2 separate regions of the Homo sapiens genome follow, and region 1 is linked to region 2. A link is an interaction called in ENCODE POLR2A ChIA-PET data of the cell type or tissue named here. Cell type or tissue: GM12878. All regions are shown on one strand. Each heading gives the region's core, and the rest is flanking DNA. Links, peaks and the distances in the headings are about the cores only.

Region 1 (8,038 bases), core at 2,160-6,159, 400 kb after region 2:
ATCTTTTTGGGCATATTTACCTTCAATCTTTGAGGTTGCTGACCCTTGAATGGTTGGATTTTTTTTTTTCTTAATCTGGCTACTCTTCCATAGGGCTGGTACAGTTTTCTGGGGGTCCACTCCAGTACCTAGTCACCTGAGATTTTCCAGTACCTGGAGGTATTCCCAGTAAAGGCTGTGAAACAGCAAATATGGCAGCCTGCCTGTCTCTCTGGGAGCTCTGTCCCAGGGAAGTATGGACCTGTTGCCAGCCTGAATGCAGGAGGTGGCTAGAGACCCTGGTTGGGAGGTCTCACCCATTCAGGAGGAACGGTATTGGGGACCTGCTTAAAAAAGCAGTCTGGCCACAATTTTGTACAGCACTGTACTTATGCTGGGGTATTTTTTCTGTCCCTGGTTGGGTTGGGCTCTCCACAAGGTGGAGGTGGGACCGCTAAGTTGCCCAAATGGCAATAATTCTTGCCCACCCCTTCTTCTGGGAGCTCTGACCCAGGAAGTTCTCAAATCTCTGTCAGCCAGAAAACACTGGTGGGTGTGGCTGGAGGCCCTGGTTGGGAGGTTCTGCCCAGTGAGGGGCTATGGATCAGGGATCCACTTAAAGAAGCTATCTGGCCACATTTTTGTAGAGCAGCTGAGCTATGCTGGGGGATCCCTTCTGCCTCCTATTGACTTCGACTCTCCAAAGCCCACAGGCTGGAATGGTTGAGTCACCCAAACGGCAAAGATGGAGGCTCGTCCCATGCCCCAGGAACTCCATCCCAGGCAGGTGCAACACTGTTGGTGGTGGATGGCTGGAATTCCAAGCCAGTGGGTCTTATCCTGTGAGGCACTGTGGAAGTGGGGCCTGCAGGCCATCATTGTTCATCTCTTGGATGAACATTGTTCAGCCTCTTTTCTAGGGGTATGTATGGAGGTGTCACCTCCCACTTTGCCGGAGTTGCAGTTACTTTTGCCAGGAAGCCCAGAGCTGGAGTATGTAAACCTCCTAAATCTCCACGTGTGCCTGAGTAGCAGCTCTACTAAAGCTCCACATAGCTCTGTGTGTCAGACTGAAGGCCCTGGTGGGGGGGTTCATGAGGGAATCTCCTGACCCAAGGGTTGCAAAGGTCAATGGGAAAAGCATGGTTTCCCAAGGTCACACATTCACTCACCACTTCCCTGGGTTGGGGAAGCCCCCTTGGCTTCATGTCACTCCCTGGTGGGGCATTATTTTGCCTTGCTTTTCTCCATTTTCTTTGGGTTAAATTGTTTTCCTTGATTAGTCCCAATGCAAGTAACTGAATGTTTCAGTTGAAGGTTCTGTATTTACTCACCCCTTTCATTCCTTTCCATGAGAGCCACACACCACAGCTGCTTCTAGTCAGCCATCTTTGGAGAACTCCCTCTTGTACATATTCTTAATCATCCTCCTAGACCAAAGGTTGGCAAAATTATTCTGTAGATGGCCAGATAATAAATATTTAAGGCTTTGAAGGCCATACAGTCTCTGTAACAACTACTCAGCTGAGCTGTTAAAATGTAAAAGCAGTCACAATGTGTAAATGAATTAGCATGGCTGTATCACAATAACATTTATTTACAAAACAGGAAGAGGGTAGGATCTAGCATGCAGGCCATAGCTTGCTGAACCCTGCCCTCTAATAAATTCCTAGAAAGCTAATTGATAAGGTAAGAAATATATGTGTTTAAGGATTTTGATATATATTACATCATAGGCATTCAGAAAAAAGGTACCCATTTACACTCTTTCTGGTGATGAATGCGATCACCTGTTTTCCCATGTCATGATAATTTTTAAAGAGATAGGACCACAAGACCCAAGGAAAACTATCCCCCCCCCAACTTAAAAAAATTAGACCACTACAATCTGAGCCTGGAATCTTGTAACAGTTTTCCTTATGAAGATTCAAAATTGCCTATCTAGAATTGTGGTGAAAGTATCATTATTAAACATAAAGTGTTATCAATAGAATTTGTGGTATTTGACATGCCCAAGCCAGCCATGGAAACATCTTAAGCAGTCATTTAGAGCTGACCTCCTAAGGTTGGCAGGTGGTGCTAAAGAAAAGATTTTGGGGAGTGTCAGAGCTATGGTAAATATAAATGCCTCCTCTGCCAACGCACACACACATACATGGTGGCTCATTCCTGTAATCCCAGCACTTTGGGAGGCCAAGGCAGGTGGATCACCTGAGGTCAGGAGTTCGAGAGCAGCCTGGCCAACATGGTGAAACCCCGTCTCTACTAAAAATACAAAAATCAGCCGGGCATGGTGGCAGGCACCTGTAATCCCAGCTACTCGGGAGGCTGAGGCTGGAGAATCGCTTGAACCCGGGAGGTGGAGGTTATAATGAGTGGAGATTGTGCCATTGCACTCCAGTCTGGGCAACAAGAGCAGAACTCCATCTCAAAAAATAAACAAACAAAAAACAACAACAAACAGAAAACAGCAGCTGATACTTCAGAGCATGGGAATGTGTTCTGCCGTGGGATTTTAAACAGCCAGTGTAAAGAAAGTTACACACAGCTGCATGTCCACAGATATTTCCCACTGGGTTTAGAGGCTGGTGTCATTCTGAGTCCCACATTCATTTGCCTTTTCAGCCTAGTCACTTCAGGCTTTCTCTCTCACTAAACAAAACTCTGGAGTGTGGTGGAGAGATGTTAGGAGGGATGCAGAGACATGTGGTGACAGAGGGAAACTGAGGAAGAGTCAAAGAGACAGAAAGAAAAATTGATGGAAGAAAGAGAGAGTTTGGAAAGGTGTCTGAAGACTTTGACATCAGAACTCTCAAAAAAATGGATAAACTTTATACCATAAGGAATTCTGAGAGAGAAAAATAAAGGGCATAGAAAAGATTCCTGAGGAACAATTGGCTGGTTTATATTCCTGTGCATCCCTCACTCTGAGTCTTATACACAGACCAGATTAATGCATTACTGGTTCCCCAAATCACAGTAATAGCAGAGTCGCTTAATAGTTTTGTAACTCTGGGTAAGTTTACTTAGTCTTCCTGAGCTTTAGCTTACTTATCTGTAAAATAAGGATATTACCATTTACCAGGTATGTTAGCACACTGACTAGTACATAACATTTGTTCAATAAATGGTAACTGCTATCAGCTACCATTACCACCACCATCATCACTAAGATATCTGGAGTACCCCCCCGTCCACTATGACAGCCATCCTGACCTTAAAACCACAATTGCCTTCCAACACGAAGTAAAAAGTAGATTAGATGAGAGTTGTCCAGGGCCAGTCTCCTGTAGCACAGGTCTCAAGTATTTGTTAATTTGTATCCTAAGATATTTTTTCTCACTACATTCATTGGCTATTGTGGTTCATATTTGTGAATGTGTTTGTGGGTGTGTGTGTATGTGTGTGTTGGTTTTGTGGGCTTTTTAATCAAGAGCCTCTATGAATTGAAGGTCATCATTTACTGAGGTGATGATATTATTTACTGAAGTGATAATATTATTTTACCCTGCACAGCAGTTGTCTGTTTTGCAAATTCATTTATTCAGAATATAAGTCCTGCTCACAATAGAAGTAAGCTTTCAATTCTTGATATTCCATTGTTTAACCTAGCCATTTACAAAGAGAGAGAAAAGAGAAAACTGGAAATTAAACCACAGTAAGCAAGTGAAGCAAACAAACACTTGCAAATCATGGAATGCTAGAGTCTGAAGAAACCATCGTGATTGTCTAAAAACATCTAGTTATAGCAGAGAAAGGTTGAGGTCGACAGACAAATGAAGAGTAAGGTTTTAAAAATCAAATACAGGGCTTCAAATTTGGGGTTTCTGATGTTTAATACTATGCTTTTCTTTCCTGCTTAAAGATATGAAACAGGCCGGGTGCGGTGGCTCAAGCCTGTAATCCCAGCACTTTGGGAGGCTGAGGCGGGCGGATCTCAAGGTCAGGAGATTGAGACCATCTTGGCTAACACGGTGAAACCTCGTCTCTACTAAAAATACAAAAAATTAGACGGGCGTGGTGGTGGGCGCCTGTAGTCCCAGCTACTCAGGAGGCTAAGGCAGGAGAATGGCGTGAACCCGGGAGGCGGAGCTTGCAGTGAGCCAAGATAGCGCCACTGTACTCCAGCCTGGGTGACAGAGCAAGACTCCATCTCAAAAAAAAAAAAAAAAAGAAAGAAAGAAAAAAAAGATATGAAACAGAGCACTAACAAGGGCTCGGCAAAGGGAGTATTCATTGAGAGCACTTAGGCTTACTCCACATTGCAGAACAAATAAGCAGAAGAGAGCACTATGAGAAAACAGAAGGGAAAATAGGAGTGGAGATAGGGTGCATTCATACTCTGCATTGTCAGCAACTGGCTTTGGTTTGTTTGGTTTGAGGATTGGGGGAGGAGCAGCAGCTTGTATACTTATGGTTAACTCTTTGATCTCTGCCAAAACTTATTAAGTTCTGGAGTTAAACTTGAACATGAATAAGTGAACTTCTAATGTAAATAAGTGAACTTCTAATGTAAATTAAACCAATTCTATCGACCTTTGACTATTATCAGTTTCAGATTTGATGTGTGTCTGCTAAAGTTGGAAAAATAGATGCTAAGTATGGACTAAAAAGATTCTTCCTCTTTCATTATCACTGGGCTATGTAATAGTATGAAAGTCGTTGTGGGGAGTGGTGCGTGTGTGTGTGTGTGTGTGTGTGTGTGTGTGTGTGCATGCGTAGTAGACTTAGTAAACAAATTACAATCCCTGACATAGTCTGAGTATAGTTTGTTTGATCTTACATGAGTGTTGAATATTTTATTGAGAGGTACTGAAAAATACAATTTTGCAAAAAGCTCAGACTTTGGTTGCTTGTTTGCTTTTCCTTCCTTTTCTGATAGAATGAGCTCTAATGGTTGATTAGACAGCTGATAAACCGTGATGATATAAAAGTTATGGCTATTTTGCAAGAAATAAGCTAAAAAACAGAAGAGAAATTCTGCGGGTAAGGTGAGGAGGAAAATGTCCTTTTAACTTATTGGAGTTTTGCTAGTCACGACATGATGGCATTATTGGGAGACTGGAGAAATACAGAGGAATATGTTCACTTGATCTGAGGCAAAATATGGGATTTGGGGAAATGAATTTTTTACACAAAAATAAGCCGAGTTTCATCCTATTATTTTTGTGGTTTGAGTGGAGACAGGGTGCTGAGAAATAGTTGGATCTTCCAATTCCTTGATGGACCTGTAGTTTACAGTGAATGCAGACTTTTTCCAAGTCTCATTTTATAGTTATTAATACTTAAGTTTACTACTACGGCAACTTACCAGCTTTGCCTATGTTTGATATTATTTGATATAATTTTTTAAAAATAAATGTTAACATGTATATTTAAGGTATACAATGTGATGCTATTCGATATATATAGATAGTCTAAAGGTTACCATAGTGAAACAAATTATTTAACATAATTTATCCCAAGTCTCTAGTCTTTAAAAAAGTTGTTTCAAGCCTTCGGAAGTTTATTACTAATGAATACTGAAAACATTCCCTTCAAAAGCAGCATAAGTCATTAAAAAGTTACACATACAATGACTCAACACTTGACAACTTTATTGTAATTACAACATTTTATAGCTCTATTTACATTATTCCTACACAATAGGAACCACAAAGTACAAAAGACTTAGTCTGGTTATACATGTTACACTCAATGAACAATTTGCAAATTAAGGCTAATACTTTATGTTCGGAGTCTTATTTTTCTCATTGAGATCATTTTTCTGTTATAGTTACAAAAATAATGTGGCTTTGGAAGAACTCAATACGTGGACAGATTCTGAGTCAATAACAATGTCATTTAAAACAACTTCTACAATCAGAAGTGGCCTTCTTTCTTTGTGTAAGTTTTATTGCTAATAAACAGTCTAGAAGTTATATGTGAAAAAGTAAAAGAATTGAAAAAAGGAATCTAATAACACTGACAAACTAATGGAAACCACAGTAACTTGAAAAATCTGCAAATTGAGATAAATATTCAGTAGATTATTATAAAACTGCATTGAATTAACTACTTTCCCCAAGATATTTAAAATTTTCATTAAGGCTGGTAATTGAAATTTGCATTGCCCAGAGGAAAAGAAAAATGATTATATTGTTTACCCTCATCTGTAATCAAATTTTTGTCAATTATAGAAGGCATGGAATTAGGACAATTTTAAATGTCACCAGATTAAAAAATTTTTACCTCCCAGTGTTTCATCTTTTTCCCTCAAATGGAAAGTAATATCAATTAGCCCAACACAACTAATACAGGCTTAAATTATGAATTTATCCTTATAAATATTGAAATATAACACTTAACACCCTCTTGATTGAAGCTGAGAAATTTGATTGAATCTGAAAAACTATGTAGTATGGGTTGAATACTAGGTAGACGGGATTCCAATATTTTCTGTGTTCCATCACTAACCCACTTGTTGAGTTGTCTACCCTATTTCAACTTGCATTTATCTGTCAGAATTACTATAATATATTTTATTGCATAGTAATTGTGCCATGAGGATGGGGACTTGGGGAAGCAAAATAATTCTAATTATATAATAGCCATGTGTGAGATCTATACTATGAATATAAAGGGTTCTTTAGTTTTATATGGTGAGGTCTCTGGCAGAACTAAAGGGTTGCAGAGGGCAAATATGAATCATGTCAGTAGCTACATCCTTAGGAAAATGGTAGGGAGAAAGAAGAGGTTTAAGTATCTCCCAAGTGGTACCAGGAAGGTTGAGGAATGTTCTAATAGCTCAAAAAGGCTGATGAATACTCAGGCACCATCTATAATAGAAAGTATGAATGACTCAAGAAATTTTATTTCAGTGACATCCTCACCGAGAATATAGCCTCTCTAGTAGCTTGCCACCACCCAAGAACTCCTCCTTTGATTTACAGCATTACTTTTTCTGGAAGTCACTTGTGACAAGTCATTATTCCCCCAATATATTCACAGTGGTTCTCAAACAGGGCTACGCATTAGACACATCTGGGAAATCTGTTTATAGTACAGACTTGTAGACCTTATTCTAAGAGCTTCTGATTCAGTATGTCTCCTCTGAGGCCCTGGAGTCTACATACCTGCCACACTATTCAGGTGATTTGATGCTGCAGATTAGTATTTAAGAATCATTTCATTAGTAGACATTAATAATAACTGGTGATTGATTTTATTTTTCTCATTTACTAAGGTCTACAGGAATAAGAGAAAGAAGAGGTTAAGGATTTCTTTGACGGAAAGATGGAAAGAGGTTCAGAGCTGAGCGATACCTTGGGAAGAAAACACAATTCAGAAGAACAAACAGTGAAAAGGCTGCAAAAAGATATGGGCTACCTGAGGAAAAAAGTTTTCCAAAAGGAAATGAGAAGGCTATGAATTGTAACACAAAAGTTATCTGTGTCATAATTTTGTGCAGATAGATCTCAAGTATTCTCAACCACCAAGCGATGGACCTCCACATCCAGAGTTTCCTGCCTAGACCTCATTAGGAAATAAGATGCAGTGGAGAAAACAAGGACATTAGGGGTGTGTCTACATCGAGCATTGTGAAACACTTAATTATGGTTATTTTCTGTGATCATGAGAATTCCAGGTGACACTCCTGTCAACCCATTAAAATTTATGTTGTGACATTTAGAATATCTTAGCTATGACCTTTTTCCCAGGATCATTTCTCCCCATCTCTTCCCAAAATATCCAAAACTAATTACAAAAGGCCCTAACACACTTTTTTAAAGATTTGGAGTCTTCATTGGATTCTCCCACAGTGATCATGGGTTTTTCATATTGAAATATAAACCTGGCCTAACTGCCAAAGATATTTAATGTGAATATCTGAAAAATATTGAATAGTGGCAACAACTGGGAACGTTGGGAATGTGTCTAATTATAACACTTTAATGTAAGCCCAGGTATAGGCATCAGAAAGCACCAGCTAATTTACCTACTGCTTCATTTTCTGTGCTAAGTGCTTGATTTTAGCACTTCCATCTTATAGGATCTTACTTGGTTTCAGAAGGAGTCT
Region 2 (7,916 bases), core at 3,795-7,794:
CACTAGAAGCTGAAGTAGACTGCATGCAGAGACTACACAGAAAACTACAAGATGTGTGGCGTTGCAAATAATGATGAAAATAAATCATGTAATGGGTAACTGATACATAGAGTATTACCTAAACCAAGTTTCTCCCTTACATTTCCAAATATGCCATTTGATAAATTACATAAGTGGTTAACACACAAACTGTGAATGCAGTGTAAACAATATTAAATGATTGATGAGGAGACTTAGGTAGAAGTATTAGCTTGCATTTGATGACCTTTAAGGGCACTTAAAAAAAAATGAAGACATGAATTCTAGTGAGATTAAAATCTAAAAATACATATATATATATGTATGTATAAATACATACATATTTATACATGTATAAATACGTATTTATACATATATGTATAAATACATATACATATATGTATAAATACATATACATATTTATACATATATGTATAAATACATACATATTTATACATATATGTATAAATACATACATATTTATACATATATGTATAAATACATACATATTTATACATATATATGTATAAATACATACATATTTATACATATAAACATATATTTCTGCTCTAGCTTTCCCAGATTAATGCTAGTTAAATTAGAATGGTGTATGGAAAGGTGTGTTTCCCTCTGTTTTTTTTTTTTTTTTTTTTTTTTTTTTTCCCATTTCCTAGAGCTGGAATAAAATATCCATGTTTTATGGGACTTGAGCTTGGCTTTGTCCCTTGGTTTTGTTAATGTTAATTCCTCTTAAATATCTAAAAACATCTCTACCTATTTGAGAGGGCCATATGCTACACAGGCTTCCTAATACTGCTTAGCAATCCTTCTACTGGTTCCTAAGTGGTTTACTATTGTGTTCCCTGGAAGAGGTATTACAAACGTTTTATTCTTCTCAAGCCTCTTAGAACTGTCAAAGTTGACTGTGCCTCCTATTTCATAGAGAAAAAACTAAATTATTAGATATGACCATTCCCAAAACTTCTTCCCATCTACCTTCAAGACTTACCTCTTTTCAGCCATGCATCCCCCTTTTCTAAGACATGCTTCTCTTTGTGTTCTTGACCTCATTCCTTCCCATCTAAGACCATATTCCACCCTGTTTAATTTCTAGTCTTCGGTTTCTCTTTTTACAGTGAGCAAATTAGAAGAATAGGTTAGAAGAATAGGGTAGTAGATACTGTAGTTTCTTTCCTCCACCTCTACATAGCTGCAGGTCTTCTCTGTCTTAAATCAACAATAACAAAACAAGACAAAAACCTTTCCTTAACTTGGCCTCTTCCCTTGAACTATTTTTTCTCTCTCCTTCCTATAATTGTTATACTTCTTTAAAAAGTAATTGTTACTTTTTGACAAAAGTAAATATTGTCCCTTTTTTCCCTACTTTCAAGTCCTCTCTGTCTTGTGACATTCTGGCCTCCATACCTGCTTAATTTTTTTTGAGATGGGGTCTTGCTCTGTTGCCCAGGCTGGAGTGCAGTGGCACAAACACAGCTCACTGCAACCTCCACCTCCCAGGATCAAGCAATCCTCCCATCTCACCCTCCCAAGTAGCTGGGACTATAGGCACCCGCCACCATGCCTAATTTTTTGTATTTTTGGTAGTGACAGGGTTTCACCATGTTGTCCAGGCTGGTCTCGAACTCCTGAGCTCAAGCATCTGTCCGACTCAGCCTACCACAGTGTTGGGATTACAGGCGTGAGCCACCGCACCCAGCCCCTACTTGAATTTTTATGTCATTATTGACTCTTCACCACTCTCTCCTTGAGACTCACTTATCCCTTTGCTCTCTATTTTTCCTGCTTTTGTTATTCTTCATTTTTCTTCTCTTGCTCTGAATCCCTTAAATGCTGAGGCTGCTCAAGTTTCATCCCTAGTCCTATTTTCTCATTCTATATGCACACTCATTTTTCATTTAACAGACTTCACTGGCTTCAGGCACCATTTGTTTTATTATTCATATTTTCAACCCCCATATCTCTCTAGTGCTGTAGACCTTTATTTCTACTTACTAGTTATATTCACCTAACATCCCATAGATATGCCAATGTCAATGTGCCTAAAACAAAATTGTCTCTACCTCCCGCTCCTTCAAATCTATTCTGTCTTCTCTAATCCTATAATTACTCTCCCTCAAGTCATCATCATCACTTTTCTGGGTTACTGTAATAGCCTTCAGGCTAATTTGCTCACTGTCAATCTTGCTGTCTCTCATTTCAGAATATGTTCTGCTTGCAGGTGACAGTAAACTAGTTAAACAAATATTTAATATTAGCTTAAGCAAAAAAAAAAAAAAAGGCCTATCCTATTTATAGCCTAGAATTAGGCAGTATAGGGTTGGGACAGTGGCTCATTGGTGCTATCAAGGACGTAGACTTTTTCTCTTTCCACTCTGTCCTCTACAGCATGCTGGTTTGTCACCTCATGGTCACAAGATGTCTGCTGTACCTCCAGGGAGCAGATACACATTCAAAGTAGGAAATAGCAGATAAAAATGTACACAAGATGCGTCTGACTCCCTTTTACCAGAAAAGTAAATGCTTTCTTAGAATCTCCTCAGAAGACCTCTGTGTATATCTCAACCAGTACTTGTCATATAGCCACACACTTAGCTCAAGGAAGATAGGGAATAGGGAAATCATGTTTCTTTTCCCCTGTGGTGAGGAAGGCAAGGGGTAAGGGGTTGGGAACAGGTGCTGAATTAAAGCTAACATACAGTATCTACTACCCTATTCTTCTAACCCATTTGTCTATTATGATATAGTTGTCTTGACAACTATAATGAATAGCTGTCTTTCTGAAATCTTTAGTGGCTCATCATTGCCTGCAGAATCAAAACTCCTTAGTCTGATATACAAGGCCCTTCATATCTGATTCCAGCTTACCTTCTAATCCTATCTTCCCTCTCCTTACCCACCCTACTGCTAATGTGTATTATATTGTCTTTATGACATACCATTTGTTTCTTGAACATGCTTTGCTCATTATTGCCTCTTTCTCTGCCTGTGCTAGTGTGTCCTCTTAGAATGTTCTTCCATCTTATCCTGCTCTACATTCTAACTTCTACCCATCCTACAAGTCCAATTCCAGTGTCATGTTCCCTTTCTCAATCCTCCAGGGTAGAATTTAGATGTTCTGTCTTTTAGAGATAGGTATTGCTATGTTGCCCAGGCTGGTCTCAAACTCATGGCCTCAAGCGATCCTCCCACCTCAGCCAACCAGACATGAGTGACTGTGCTCAGCCTTTTTTAAAAAAATGAAGGTATTTGGTATGGCCGGGTATGGTGGCTCACACCTATAATCCCAGCACTTTGGGAGGCCAAGGTGGGTGAATCACCTGAGGTCAGGAGTTTGAGACCAGCCTGACCAACATAGTGAAACCCTGTCTCTACTAAAAACACGCAAAAAGTGCAAAATTAGCTAGGCGTGGTGGCTCATGCCTGTAATTCCAGCTACTTGGGAGGCTGAGGCAGGAGAATCACTTGAATCCGGGAGGTGGAGGCTGCAGTGAGCCGAGATCGTGCCATTGCACTTCAGCCTGGGCACAAGAACAAAACTCAGTCTCAAAAAATAAATAATAAAAAATAAAGGTATATAATATGTCTTAGATTTGATGAAATATGAGTGTGTTTGAGATCTGATCCAAGGTTTTAAAAAATTCATTTCAAATCCTGGAGATAAATTCTGAGGAGCTTACTTATGAAAAACTAGCAAGTGATAGCTGGTATTTACAGATATGGTACTTTACACAATTTATGTAATTAATATTTTCTCACAGACAAGGTTCCTTGTGGATATCACTGAATAATTTTTGTGTAGTTTCTATGCCCATGAAGTGCCTGGTAGGTAGTAGGAACTCACACGTTCTGCTATGCTGGTTGCAGCACAGGACACAAAAGTTAGAATTATTTCAAAGGACTTATACTCTACTAGGAAAGAGAGAAACATAGAAATATAGTGTTGTATGTGGTATCTTCCCTAAGATAAGTACAACCAAAGAGCTATGGATGTTCAGAGATAGAATGTAGTACTGGGATGATGTCAAGGAGGCAGTGGTACTTAAGCTGCTCAAGGTAGGGAAGCAGTTTACTTGCTAGTTTTTCATAAGTAAGCTCTTCAGAATTTATCTCCAGTATTTGAAATGAATTTTTTTAAACCTCAGATCTGAATATATTCAAACACCCATATTTCATCAAATCTAAGGCATATCATATACCTTTAATTTAAAAAAAAATGCTGAGCAGAGTTGCTTATGTCTGGGAGGCTGAAGTGGGAGGATTGCTTGAGGCCAAAAGTTTGAGACCAGCCTGAGCAACATAGCAAGATCCTGCCTCTAAAAACAAACAAACAAAAAATGCTGCCAGTTGATCATTACATTTATCCCGACATCAGATATGTCAAATTGTGAAAAGCACCTTAATTTTGATGAAATATGATAGGTAAAAAATAGCGCAAAGCTAAGTATAAGTGACTTTTAAATTATCTGCTCTTTTGGATTATCACTACTGCTACTAGCCGTTAGAATATTGGTTTGGATAATGGAAAGTTGACTAGAGCTACAAAATCTGTTTCAAAATAAAAGATCTGCTCAAACAAGAATGTGATGATCACTTGCTGTATTGTACAACAAAGTCAAACTGCTGTTAGACTCAGGTGACAGTCAAATGTTGGAGGCTGTGTTGGGATGAGTTGTTACAAAGCCTCTTTCATTCTTCCCATGCCATGTCCAGGAGTTCTTCTCTGTTAAACCTGAAGAGATGCCAGCCCTCCTCAGAGGAAAGGTCTAAAGCCCCTCGACTAGTATAGTAGTTGATAGAAGCCTGGTTCCAAATGACGACAAGAAAGTGCATGCAGTTACATTGAGTTGTGATGGCTATCTGTTTAAAAACAAACAAGCAAATATTACTTTCATTTGAAAGTATAATCTTCGTTAACACATATATTTTATTGAAGGTCTACTCTATGCAAGACACTATGTGTGAATAATACTTCCAAATATAGTAGTTACCTTTTGAACTTTTCTATAGCTGTAAAAAGAAAAAAGTCTCACTGTTCTGAGCTTTAAAGCCCTCTTTAAAATCTCAAAACTGATTTGCAAAGCCTTTATCATACAGAAAAGGTGTACCTAAAAGAACACATGTTCTCATATGTTTCCAAAATACAAGAAGATCTTGCTTTTATAGTCTTGTAATATTCATACTGTGAGCCTGTGTTTTTGAATAAAAATGCTTTCTAATCTCCCTCCTTCTTACTTTCCCTTGATAGCAAAAAGGGTGTATAGTGTGGTTGTGGATTATATATAAATCAATTTTAATTGACTATAATTCATATACTGTATATGATCATCTGATTTGAAAATCCAGTTTAATTTGGGTAGAAATTTGAAGTATATGTTGGGGTTATGTTCAAATGGTGAGATTAATGATTTAATTTATGCCCTGTGAATATTTATTAAGAAAAGGTTAATGTATAGAATATCAATACTAATTGTAATACATACCTGACTTAGCCTCTTCAGCATTTCAGCTCCAATACCTAGGCCTTTTAAATAGACAATGCAAAGTGAAAACTGCAAATTTCACTTAACTTGTTATTTGCTTTAGTTTAAAATAAATAATATCTAAAACTCTGTATCTGTTTTTTGTATATTATTAATAGCTTCTGGAAACACAACTCGTGAATGCTTTCATATCCCTTTTTCCTAATTGGAATGACGTACCAAAGGTCATAGAAGAGTTTGGGTTTATTTTAAAGATCAGTGAAGAAGTGAGTCTCTGCCACTATTGTCTTATAACGGTATATTTCTTAGCTGTTTTTACTGAAAACCACCTAAAATGTGAAAGCATTTTTTAAAGATAAAAGTATAGCTGTGTGGCCTATACTCACACGATGGCTCACACATGTGATGGCACGATGGCTCACACCTGTAATCCCAGCACTTTGGGAGGCCAAGGCAGGAGGATCACTTGAGCCCAGGAGTTTGAGACCAGCCTGGGCAACACAGACCCTGTTTCTCCAAAAAATAAAGAATTAGCTGGGTGCTGTGGCACATGCCTGTAGCCCCAGCTACTTGGGAGGCTGAGGTGGGAGGATTGCTTGAGTGTAGGAGGTTGAGGTTACAATGAGTCGTGATCACACCACTGCATTCTAGCCTGGGTGACAGAAAACCCTGTCTCAAAAACAAAATAAAAAAATATATAGCCATGTGATAGCTTGGCTTATTCAAACCTTGAGAGGAACTAATAAAATGTTTTTCTAATCTGTGACTGAGTCTTCACAATCACAGATTAGATCAAACTCATTAGGATAGTGATCAAACTCATTAAGTAGCAATAAGTTACATTAACTAAAACACCGTATGTATAGTAAAGCCCTATCTCCTTAAAATATGTCACTTTAATTTTTAAAGTATTTAAAAGTAATATCATAAATTTTAGTTTTACCTTGGTAAGCTTGTGTGACATAAAAGTCCTCTAGGTAAAGTACCTTGCCAGTCCATGAGTCGTATGTAAAGTAGTACATGGCAAATCCAACAGTCAGTTTGCCTAGGAAGGGAGAAGAAAGGGTGTAGAAAGGTTGGTTGAATCTTAGCCAGTTCTTTACCCCCAAATTGAATGTCTTTTGGCGTTTGTTTAACTATTAAAGTAATAAATGCTCACTGGAAAAAAATAACAATACAAAAACATATAGTGTAGAGGACTTAAGTCCCTTAAAATACAACCTTTAAGATATAAGCCCTCCTTTTATAGTGTGGTGTACGATCTTCCAAAAAATTTTAGCTGGGCGCAGTGGCTCATGGCTGTAATCCCTGTGCTTTGGGAGGCCAAGGCGGGAGGGTCGCTTGAGCTCAGGAGTTTGAGACCAGTCTGGGCAACATAGTGACACCCTGTCTCTACAAAAAATAATTTTAAATTAGTTGGACATAGTGGCACATGTCTGTAGTCCCAGCTACTTGGGAGGCTGAGACACTTGAGCACAGGAGTTTAGTTGGAGGCTGCAGTGAGTCATGATCATGCCACTGCACTCCAGCCTGGGTGACAGAGCGAGACCCTGTCTCTTAATAATAATGTTTATACAAACATAAGTACATACCATGCATTTTCTTTAAAAAAACTGGGTTTATACACATTCTCTTCTGCTTAATAGTAATTATATGCTACAAAACTGTACTATTTTTCAGCATGGAAAAAATATACTCCAGATTGAACTGGAGAAGAAAGGTTTACTCTACCTGATGGTTTTTGTTGATCGTTTACTTCTGCAATCAGGCAGTAGAAAAGGGGATTGTCCCCAAAGCCATCTCTGAGTAAATCTGAAATATCAATTCATATATAGGATGTCAGAAAGTTTATAGCAGAGAGAAGGAGATGGTGGATAGGAAGCACTAGGAATTTCTCTCTCCACCTGGATAGCAATTGTATTGGCGGAAACTGAAGTGAATATTTTGGAACTCTGGAGTTTATCTGAACATTTGCAACTTACAGGAGACAGCCTGGCTGGTCAACTGCAGTTAATTTGGATCAAATTCAGCCATCAGTGAGGTGGCAGCTACCCAACACTCAGCACCCTCTACTCCATGGGAACAGCAACCTGTATTTCTGTAGCAGCTTGCTGGAGCAAGGGTGACCAATAAACCTCTTGTCCTCAAAATACTGAAGTTCTGTGTTTTGACTGTGTGTTGTTACTCTGATCACTGAGGTGACGACTTGGAGGTTAACTGCCATTGTTCCAACCCCCACGAGCTGAAGTGGCTTCCAGGAGATTTAAAGGAGCTGCCCTGTTTTGTGAGACATTTGGGAATTAAAAACATATATACAGGGGAATTTAGAAAGTTACCATGTGTGACTAGATAAAGATGGAGGCCGGGCGCGGTGGCTCACGCCTGTAATCCCAGCAC

What was found. Peaks named below come from ENCODE experiments on the same cell type or tissue, not always from the same donor. Only the 100,000 strongest peaks of a DNase experiment are listed, where the experiment ranks them.
Region 1: POLR2A ChIA-PET joins it to region 2 with 5 read pairs; 3 of 35 experiments call an interaction of 5 or more read pairs at or near these places.

Annotation. Positions count from the first base shown.
Region 1 is chrX:85,488,404-85,496,441 of GRCh38, forward strand. No RefSeq gene overlaps it. Among named protein-coding and RNA genes, the nearest start is that of POF1B, 110 kb to the left of the region's middle. In GM12878, for the core only: no CTCF peak of the experiment used is centred there; a DNase peak (open chromatin) is centred at 4,498; H3K4me3 peaks cover 460 bases.
Region 2 is chrX:85,087,666-85,095,581 of GRCh38, forward strand. It overlaps APOOL (apolipoprotein O like), which reads left to right. Exons shown (of 9, transcript NM_198450.6): 9 at 1-5,650. The coding sequence ends at 13. SATL1 (spermidine/spermine N1-acetyl transferase like 1) reads right to left here. Exons shown (of 8, transcript NM_001367857.2): 5 at 7,251-7,331; 6 at 6,463-6,564; 7 at 5,520-5,560; 8 at 4,619-4,896. The coding sequence ends at 4,726. Among named protein-coding and RNA genes, the nearest start is that of APOOL, 88 kb to the left of the region's middle. In GM12878, for the core only: no CTCF peak of the experiment used is centred there; no DNase peak of the experiment used is centred there.